3 separate regions of the Homo sapiens genome follow, and all the other regions are linked to region 1. A link is a contact called in ENCODE Hi-C data. All regions are on one chromosome and are shown on one strand. Each heading gives the region's core, a stretch centred on a gene start or an enhancer-like site at or near the end of the contact. The rest is flanking DNA. Distances are from core to core; before and after follow the strand shown.

Evidence for each region. Hi-C counts contacts between places; a loop is a spot of excess contacts on that map. Pooled maps may share reads with other maps.
Region 2: a loop to region 1 is called in a map of OCI-LY7, with 6 times the contacts of the local background. The contact joins the enhancer-like site here to the promoter of HDGFL3 in region 1. A Hi-C loop is called at or near these places in 1 of 168 maps with a recorded cell type or tissue (OCI-LY7), 1 of 37 single-sample maps with no recorded cell type and 3 of 50 pooled maps.
Region 3: a loop to region 1 is called in a pooled map, with 4 times the contacts of the local background. The contact joins the enhancer-like site here to the promoter of HDGFL3 in region 1. A Hi-C loop is called at or near these places in 9 of 37 single-sample maps with no recorded cell type and 9 of 50 pooled maps.

Annotation. Positions count from the first base shown.
Region 1 is chr15:83,206,390-83,209,072 of GRCh38, forward strand. It overlaps HDGFL3 (HDGF like 3), which reads right to left and starts at 1,434. Exons shown (of 6, transcript NM_016073.4): 1 at 942-1,434. The coding sequence starts at 1,025. RefSeq lists silencers at 692-1,141, 1,532-1,871 and an enhancer at 1,732-2,345.
Region 2 is chr15:83,982,888-83,985,570 of GRCh38, forward strand. It overlaps ADAMTSL3 (ADAMTS like 3), which reads left to right. Exons shown (of 30, transcript NM_207517.3): 21 at 1-457. Among named protein-coding and RNA genes, the nearest start is that of GOLGA6L4, 250 kb to the right of the region's middle. RefSeq lists a silencer at 836-1,025. Within about 2 kb of position 1,349, at least 2 of the 41 ENCODE cell types and tissues checked have a DNase peak (open chromatin) inside an H3K27ac peak, as active enhancers do; they include OCI-LY7, where a contact is called at or near this core.
Region 3 is chr15:83,928,526-83,931,208 of GRCh38, forward strand. All of the region lies in intron 17 of ADAMTSL3 (ADAMTS like 3), which reads left to right. Among named protein-coding and RNA genes, the nearest start is that of ADAMTSL3, 280 kb to the left of the region's middle. RefSeq lists an enhancer at 1-33. Within about 2 kb of position 1,311, at least 2 of the 41 ENCODE cell types and tissues checked have a DNase peak (open chromatin) inside an H3K27ac peak, as active enhancers do.

The DNA of each region.
Region 1 (2,683 bases), core at 184-2,683:
CAATCAACTGCCAACCATACAAAAATAAAAATAAAAAGGATTTCTTCTAAAACACAAAGCACACATGGCAGTGTTGTGTGTCTTCCTCAAAGAGCTTAATAAAAATTGTGAATGCTATGTATTACATGCAGACGCTTTCTAGAAAAAGAGCCCAACGACAACCTTGTTATGTAGGAAGAGAGAGCTATTGTGGACTGTAGCAGGAGGCCAAGAATAAGGTTTGAGATTCTACCTAAAACAAATATGGAGGTGGAAAGGCACAAGAAGCTTGCTGGACCCACCAGTCAGAGGTAGGCTGCAAGCTCTCGGCTATCAGAGGTCGGTTTAAAAGAACGATGGGCACCAGAGAGGCACGTACCCCAGGACAATGATAGGGCAGGCGGGGCACCGGGAATCGCGCTCAGGGAAAACTCAACAAGTCTAGAAGGCAAAGAGATGGATGAATGACTGCCAAGAGGCTCCCGCTGGCCTCTGGATGACCACTACCACTTTCCAGGATTTACTGCCCGCCGGCACTCGCCGGCTCGCGGACAGCCGCTCACCCCGCTGCCGTACCTGCCCCGACGTTCGCCCGGGACCCAGGGTATCCACCAATGACCCTGCCCGGAGCCGAAGCCTCCGTCGCAGGCCCGCTGCCCGGCGGCGTGGCTTCCCGGTCGGCACCGGCTTTCCAGGAGGAAGGCAGCGTCGGGCCTGCGGGGGCCGGACCCGCCTTCGAAAGTGGGCGGAAGGATGGCCGCCCTGGCGGAGTGCGGGCGAGGCCGGGAGCCCTTGCCTCAGCCCCGGCCCGGTCTTCTTCGTGCCGCGCCGCCCTCAGCCCTCACCACAGCCGGCCGCGAGCTGCGGGCTCGGGGCTGAGGCGATGGGGAAAGGGGGCGGGCGCGCCATCATGAAGGGGAAAATGGTGGGCGGGCGGGCCCGCGCGCGGCCGCGGTACTCACCCGGGCCGGCCAGTGCGGGTAGCCCTTCATCTTGGCGAAGACCAGGTCGCCCGCTTTGTACTCGCGGGGCCGCGGACGCGCCATCCCAGCCGCTCCCCTTCCTGGTAGTCCTTGGTCGCCGCGAAGATGCCGGGAGGCCGCCCCCCCGCGGGCCGACGAATTGCGCCGCGCTCCCCGCGGGCCTCAAGCCGGGCGGACGAGCGGCCGCTCCGACGAGGGGAAGCGGCGAGGCGGCGGCTGAGGCAAGGGGTGGGCGGGGGGCGCAGCAGGCCCGGCAAATCACGGCCCGGCAGCGGGGGAGGGGAGCCCCCGGCCGTTCGGCGCTCGCCCGCGTCCGGCCGCGCCAAGGTCCCCGCCGCCGCCGCCGCCGCCGCCGCGCGCGCTGCTCACCAGCGCCGCGTCGCCTGCCTCATGCCGCCGCTGCCGGTCTCCCTCCCGGGCTCCCGGGCGCGGCGCGAGCGCCGGGCCTCGCGTCTGCTCCGAATTCCTTCTCGGGCAGCGACCGCAAACACGATCTTATTATTGTTCTCGCGCGCGCTCAGCATCCCCCCCCCGCCCCGCTTCCCGCTTCCCGCTCCCCTCCCCTTCCCTCCCGCGCGGGCCGGTTAATTCCTAGGTACACGGCCGGCTTTCGCGGAGAAACCGAGCGCGCCAGCCCGGCTTCTCGGCTGGCGGGCGGGCGGTGGGCGCGTCCTCCCCCAGCACCGAAGCCCGCGCCGGGCGGGCGGGAGTGCCTACTCCGGAGGACGCCCGCCGCCTGCTCTCTTTTGTTCTTGGCCCGGAGCTGCCTGCCGCAGCCCAGCCAATCACCACCCGGCCGCCCCCTTCCCCTCCCGTCCGTGCCACTCTGGGGGTTCTCCCCACTCGCGCCCCCCGCTCCCACGCCCACCTCCCGCTGACTCGACCCTCTCCTGGCTACCCCCAGCCAGCCACTTCCGCGGCTGCTCTCTGGTGAGTGGGGGACAAAGGCGCTCCAGGCCTGGGGGACGGCGGCGCGAGGGGACCCTCTGCTGGGCACCAAGCTGCCGGAAAGAGCACCGCTCCGGAGTCAGCGACCTTATTGGATTCTTGCCCCAGGTCTGCCCTTAACAATGCAGTGTGACCCACCTAGGGCGAGCTATTTAATCGGAGTCATGGGAGGTTTTCTCATTTGCTGAGTGGCACAGACGGGATTCGAACCTGTATCCACATGAGTCCAAAGTCCATAAGCGATTATGTTTCTCTCTGTGTGCGTTTTCTAGGCCTGCAGTGTTTGTGAAAAGGACTTGCACTGGCCGGTCACTTGTTTCCAATCCTGGCAACCTTTTGGACAACGTTTTTGAAATTAGCATCCCTTTCTGGAGATGTATGTACATATACAGTTCATTAGCTCTAGAACATGTTCATTTACCACTATTTTACTCTAAATTCCCTAGCTGGCTGCTTTCAAAGACATTTTGAGAGTAGGAATCTTCCTAACACTCTCTTTTGTGAGGAGTAAGTAGAATAATTCAAGGAATCGTTTGGAGTCTGTCCAATGAACGAATGCTGCTTCTTTAATCATGCTGTAACCCACCTCCTTTAAGGGGTCAGCTGGCATAGCTCCTAAATGCTGCTTTCTGTGGCCCTCACCTTGTCACACGGACAGTTCTCATTTGTGTCTGTTCTCTCTCCCTTTTACAGAAGCTACAGTTTTCCCCACCATCCGCCCCCCTCTCTGGCCTTGTAGAATGGTGTGTGTGTGTTTTAACTCCTGCTCTTGT
Region 2 (2,683 bases), core at 99-2,598, 780 kb after region 1:
GAGCATATAGCATGGATACAGCCCAGTTTGATGAGCTGATAAGAAACATGAGTCAGCTCATGGAAACCGGAGAGGTCAGCGATGATCTTGCGTCCCAGCTGATATATCAGCTGGTGGCCGAATTAGCCAAGGCACAGCCAACACACATGCAGTGGCGGGGCATCCAGGAAGAGACACCTCCTGCTGCTCAGCTCAGAGGGGAAACAGGGAGTGTGTCCCAAAGCTCGCATGCAAAAAACTCAGGCAAGCTGACATTCAAGCCGAAAGGACCTGTTCTCATGAGGCAAAGCCAACCTCCCTCAATTTCATTTAATAAAACAATAAATTCCAGGATTGGAAATACAGTATACATTACAAAAAGGACAGAGGTCATCAATATACTGTGTGACCTTATTACCCCCAGTGAGGCCACATATACATGGACCAAGGATGGAACCTTGTTACAGCCCTCAGTAAAGTAAGTAAAATAAAAATGCAGTATTCATTTTTGCACTACCTTCTTAATGGCTATTCCAGTTTTCTTGAAAATATTTTCAAATTCCTCTCCTAAGCATGTGTTTCCAACAGGATTCTTTAGGAAAGAAACTAAAAAATGTTAAGATGTGTTTTTCACATATACGTTGGAATTTTTAAATTCAACCGCCATATCATCCCAATCACTGTCGTAGAGGTGTGATATGACTGGATCCAGCAAGAATAAGTTTAAGCATATATACACTCCCCCTTTACTCAGCACTTGGCATTTAAAAATAAAATCAATATAAGGCCATTTTAAAAGTAAGCTTATTAATAGTAATCCTACATTATGTTGGAACTGCAAATCAGAATTTACAGAGCTCTTCCATGTCTAGGAGATGTGGTATCTTATTTGAGCTCACATCAGCCCCATGAGATTGGCAGGGCAGGGGTTAACCTTTCTGATGAGGTAATTGAGAAGCAGAATCCCATGACTACTTCATGGCCAATCAGAACCAAGGGCCGTATCTCTTGAATACCCACCAGTGGTATTTGAGTATCACACAAATACGTAGCCTTGTCAAAAGCTTGGGTATCTGAAGTAGTTTTCTATTATCATGCAATTTTTAAATGTCATACAATCCAAAAATAAGAATCATAGTGTTTTGAGATGTTCAAAACACAGTATTAAGTCACATATTATTCTGATCTCTATGCCAGTGTAAAAATGTCACATTTCCTTTATTTTACATAACAGATACTAATTTACTTTTGCATTCTTTATTGCCTTCAAATCTTGCTGTTTGTATACAAAGTACTATAGACATTGTGCCTTCTTTTGATTCACATGTAAGAGCTCCAGCTCTACCTTATCTGCCTTTAGAGATCGTTAAGAGACACAAATAACACAGCAGATGTGAAACTGTTTTGCATATCACAAGGTACTTTCAAAATGCAAGTTTTACTTTTATCATGTCCTTTGTGCATTGAGCCTCGTATGTGAAACATCAGAAAAAACTTAGGTAAAATTCAGTTTTTTAAAATAATAAACTATTAGGCTATATCTTAAAAAGGTAGAAAAAATCTAATTTTTGAATTTTTAATGCTAGAACTATGAACACAAGAGTACAATGAAATTTTAGAAGTAGAATAAACCTTAAAACATAGCAGTTCTCAGAGCTTTTGGTTTTAGACTCTTTAAAATTTAAAAATGATTGAGGAGCCTAAAGAGCTTTTGTAAATGTGAGTTGTATCTATTGCTGTTTACCTCACTAGAAATTAAAACCAAGAAACATTGAAAATATCTCCATTAATCTATTTAGAAAAAATAATGGGCCTATAACATGTTCATACAAATAACATATTTTTTGAAAACCCTCCCCCTGCCACCAAAATTACTGATAACAGTGGAATTGCTTTCCATCTTTGCAGATCTCTTTAATGTCTGGTATAATAAAAGAAGACAGCTGGATTCTTTTTCCACATCTGTTGTGAAATGTTGTTTTAGTTAAAGTATATGGAGAAAATAAATGTGTGCTATACAAATGTGTTAGCTGGAAGAGAAAGAATATTTTAATATCTTTTCAGATAATTGTGGATACTCTTTAATTCTACACTAAAACTAGACAAAGGGTCATTTCTCAAAGGTTAGTTGAAATGTGCAATCTGAAACTATATTAATGAAATGTTGGTACTCTGTTTAATGAAATCTGCTGTTTTTTTCTTGCATTTTGAATAGACTTTTTACCCATACAAGATTTTTTAACACCATACATTGGTCATTTGGAAAATATTGGCTCACTGAGTGATACAGGCCTTCCAAATGTTGGTGCATTTCATTATGCAATGTAAAAAAAATACACATTTAAAAAAATCACCGTGTATCTCATAAAAAAAAAAGTCTTTAAGTTTTGGGAAGCTGTCAGACTTACAGTGGTGGATACCAGTTTTCCAAAATTCTAATTTTCACATCAAACCTTTTTCATCATTGGCAACAAATACTGTCAGTTGTGTCATTGAATTGGCCAGCTCATTTAAAAAATATATATATATATATCTACCAAATACCCAACTTTAAATCATAGTGTGGACTTTTTTGTCATAGTTTATTGGTCATTCTTTCAAGTAAAAATCATATTCCATGAAAGAAGCCACCAGTTCTTCAGCATGCAGTGGAAGTGCTTTGTGTGTACTTCCCATTGTGTCGTATGGGATATGAAAAACGTAT
Region 3 (2,683 bases), core at 61-2,560, 720 kb after region 1:
GAATGATTTGCATATCACAGGATGAAAAGAGAGGCCCTAAGAACACTGATGAAACTCTCAGTTTTATTTTTGTGAAAATAACTGTTCCACTCTTGCTCTGGAAGTGAAGGTAGCCATAATGTGTCATCATATAATTTTTTCAGAAAAGAAAGCCAAAATATGAAACAATTTACAATTCATTCTCTGCCATTCTAAGAATTAGTGCATAAAGTTGGCATTACAACCACAATTATGTTCAAGATAAGATAACTTGATTTTATAATTTTTAATTTAAATTTTCAAGACTAAATCAAACATTTTCCCCCACTTTATCATGAAACCTGAGTTTCTTTTTTGAGTGGAATCACATAAAGTGGCCTTTTATGGTTTTTGTTCTCTGATAATATGAACTTGAGATTCTTGACCATTTACTTTTCAGTACTTGATGAATTTGTCCTAATCATGTGTAACTGCCACTGCCTTAATTCAGATATGTTTTACCTGAACTGTTTCACAAGTTTCTAAATGAACTCTTGACTCTCCTGTTTCCTGCTCTGATCCATGTGCACACACGACTATGAAAGATCTTTATCTTTCTAAGTTGCAAAATGACTGTGTGTGCCTCTGCATGAAACCTTCAACAACACTCCTTTATCTATGGATTAAAACCCACATTCTCTACTTTGGCATGTGTTTCTTTTGCCGGGGCTGCCATAACAAAGCACCAGAAACAGAGTGGCTTAAAGAACAGAAATTTATCATCTCCCAGATCTGGAGACCAGAAGTCCAAAATTAAGGTGTCCGCGGCGTTGATTCTTTCTTAGAGCTGTGAGAGAGCCTTGGTTCCATGGCTTTCTCCTGGCAGGTAACCTCTGGCATTCTTTGGCTTGTGAATGGCATTGTCCCTGTGATTTCATATTGTTTTCCTTCTCTGTGTCTTTGTGTCCACACTTCTCCTTTTCATAAGGACATCACTTATATTGGAGTAGGGCCTACTCTAATGACCTCCTCTTGATCATCTGCAAAGAACTTATTTCCGAATAAGGTCACAGTCACAAGTACTGGGGGTTATAACTTCCACATCTTTTGTGGGAAGGCAATTCAACCTATAACAGCATATAAATGCCTTTGTGACCCTGGATCCAACTCTTAAACCACATCTCCTGTCACCTCTACCACACACACACACACACACAGAGAGAGACAGAGAGAGACAGAGAGACAGAGACAGACACACACACACACAGAGAGACAGAGAGAGACAGAGAGACAGAGACAGACACACACACACACACACACTCAGACTCACCCTAAGGAACTTGCTCAGCAGCCACAGTAAATTATGCACCATGACCCACACTCCTGCTCATTCATGCCATTTGGACCTTTGCACACACTATGCCCTCTGCCTCTTAGAGACCTTCGCTACTATGACATTAGTTAATTCTCTCCCATAAAAGTAATCATTGGCTCACTTCTCACTGGTAAAATGAAGTTCAACAGAATGTGAGATAGGATCCTTACCTGAGACACTTGATAGCAAGGAACTCTCAAAAGTCAAAAGAAAATTGGAAATGGATCAGGGACATGGGATAAAGCCTCAGTTCCACGTCTCTCAAGGAATTTCAGGTGAGTTCCTTAGCTCTCTGGACCCTGTTTCTTAATATGAATAATGAAGAAAGGTGTTGGACTTTATGATCACCGAGGTCCCCTAAGCTCCAGTCTTTCATTTTTGAGTAGTGCTTTCAGGTTGCATTTTTCACTCATGTCTTCAAATTATGTCTAGTCCTTTTGTAACAATCCTTATGTCCATACCTGAGTAGTGTGACGTGCTTGGGGTTTTAGTTCTAAGGATGACAGCCTTGGTTTGACCTGCCCAGGAGGTCAAGGCAGGGTTGAGTTTAGTCAGTGCTCTTCCATTGCCCACCAAACCAGAACAAGATTTAGCAACAAATCTAGAAATTGTTTCTTAAATTTACTGAAGAAAGCTTACTGGTTTATTCATGCATCAGCCTGTGTACTGTATCCCCTTTCTCTCATCACTGTGCCTCAGCAAGAGTTCTTACACATTCTCTTCCTCAGCAATCTCTTGCCCACAGAGCTTCCAAGCTAGGAATAATAGAGCAGACAACATGTCTTGGCCACTTTGCAAAATTAAGAGTCTGTTTTTATGTGAAAGGAAATACTATTCCTCATTTCAAAGTTGCAAATTTAATAAACTTTTCAAAGGTTGAGAGTTATATTGGAAAAAAACCAGCAGAGACAAAGATTTGATGCCAAAATAAAGGTAAGTTTACAAAAATGTTTTAGGTTCTAGAAACTAGTGGTGTAGGAATAACAGGAACAGTGTGTTGCATAATATTTTCCATACAAATATTTACTGACTCCAAGGGCAATAGCAGTAAAATATTACCCCAGGGTGAAACTTACCACTGAGATTGGGTTGAACAGCCAGTGGATCTTTATTTACCCAAAGGCAAATGTATTTGATGTATTAGCCTGGGCTCTCCAAGGTGGGGTGTTGGATGTTTATTTGCTTTTATGGGGTTACTCCCCCTGATCTATCCTATAACTGCTGAGTGCCTGCTATTTATGGAGTTTGCTTTTTCCAGGAGAGAGCCAGCAGCTTGTAGAAGCATGCTGGGTTACATAATGGTCCTGCTAGTCTGAGGAGAGCCTTCTTCTCTAACAGGATTCAACACTG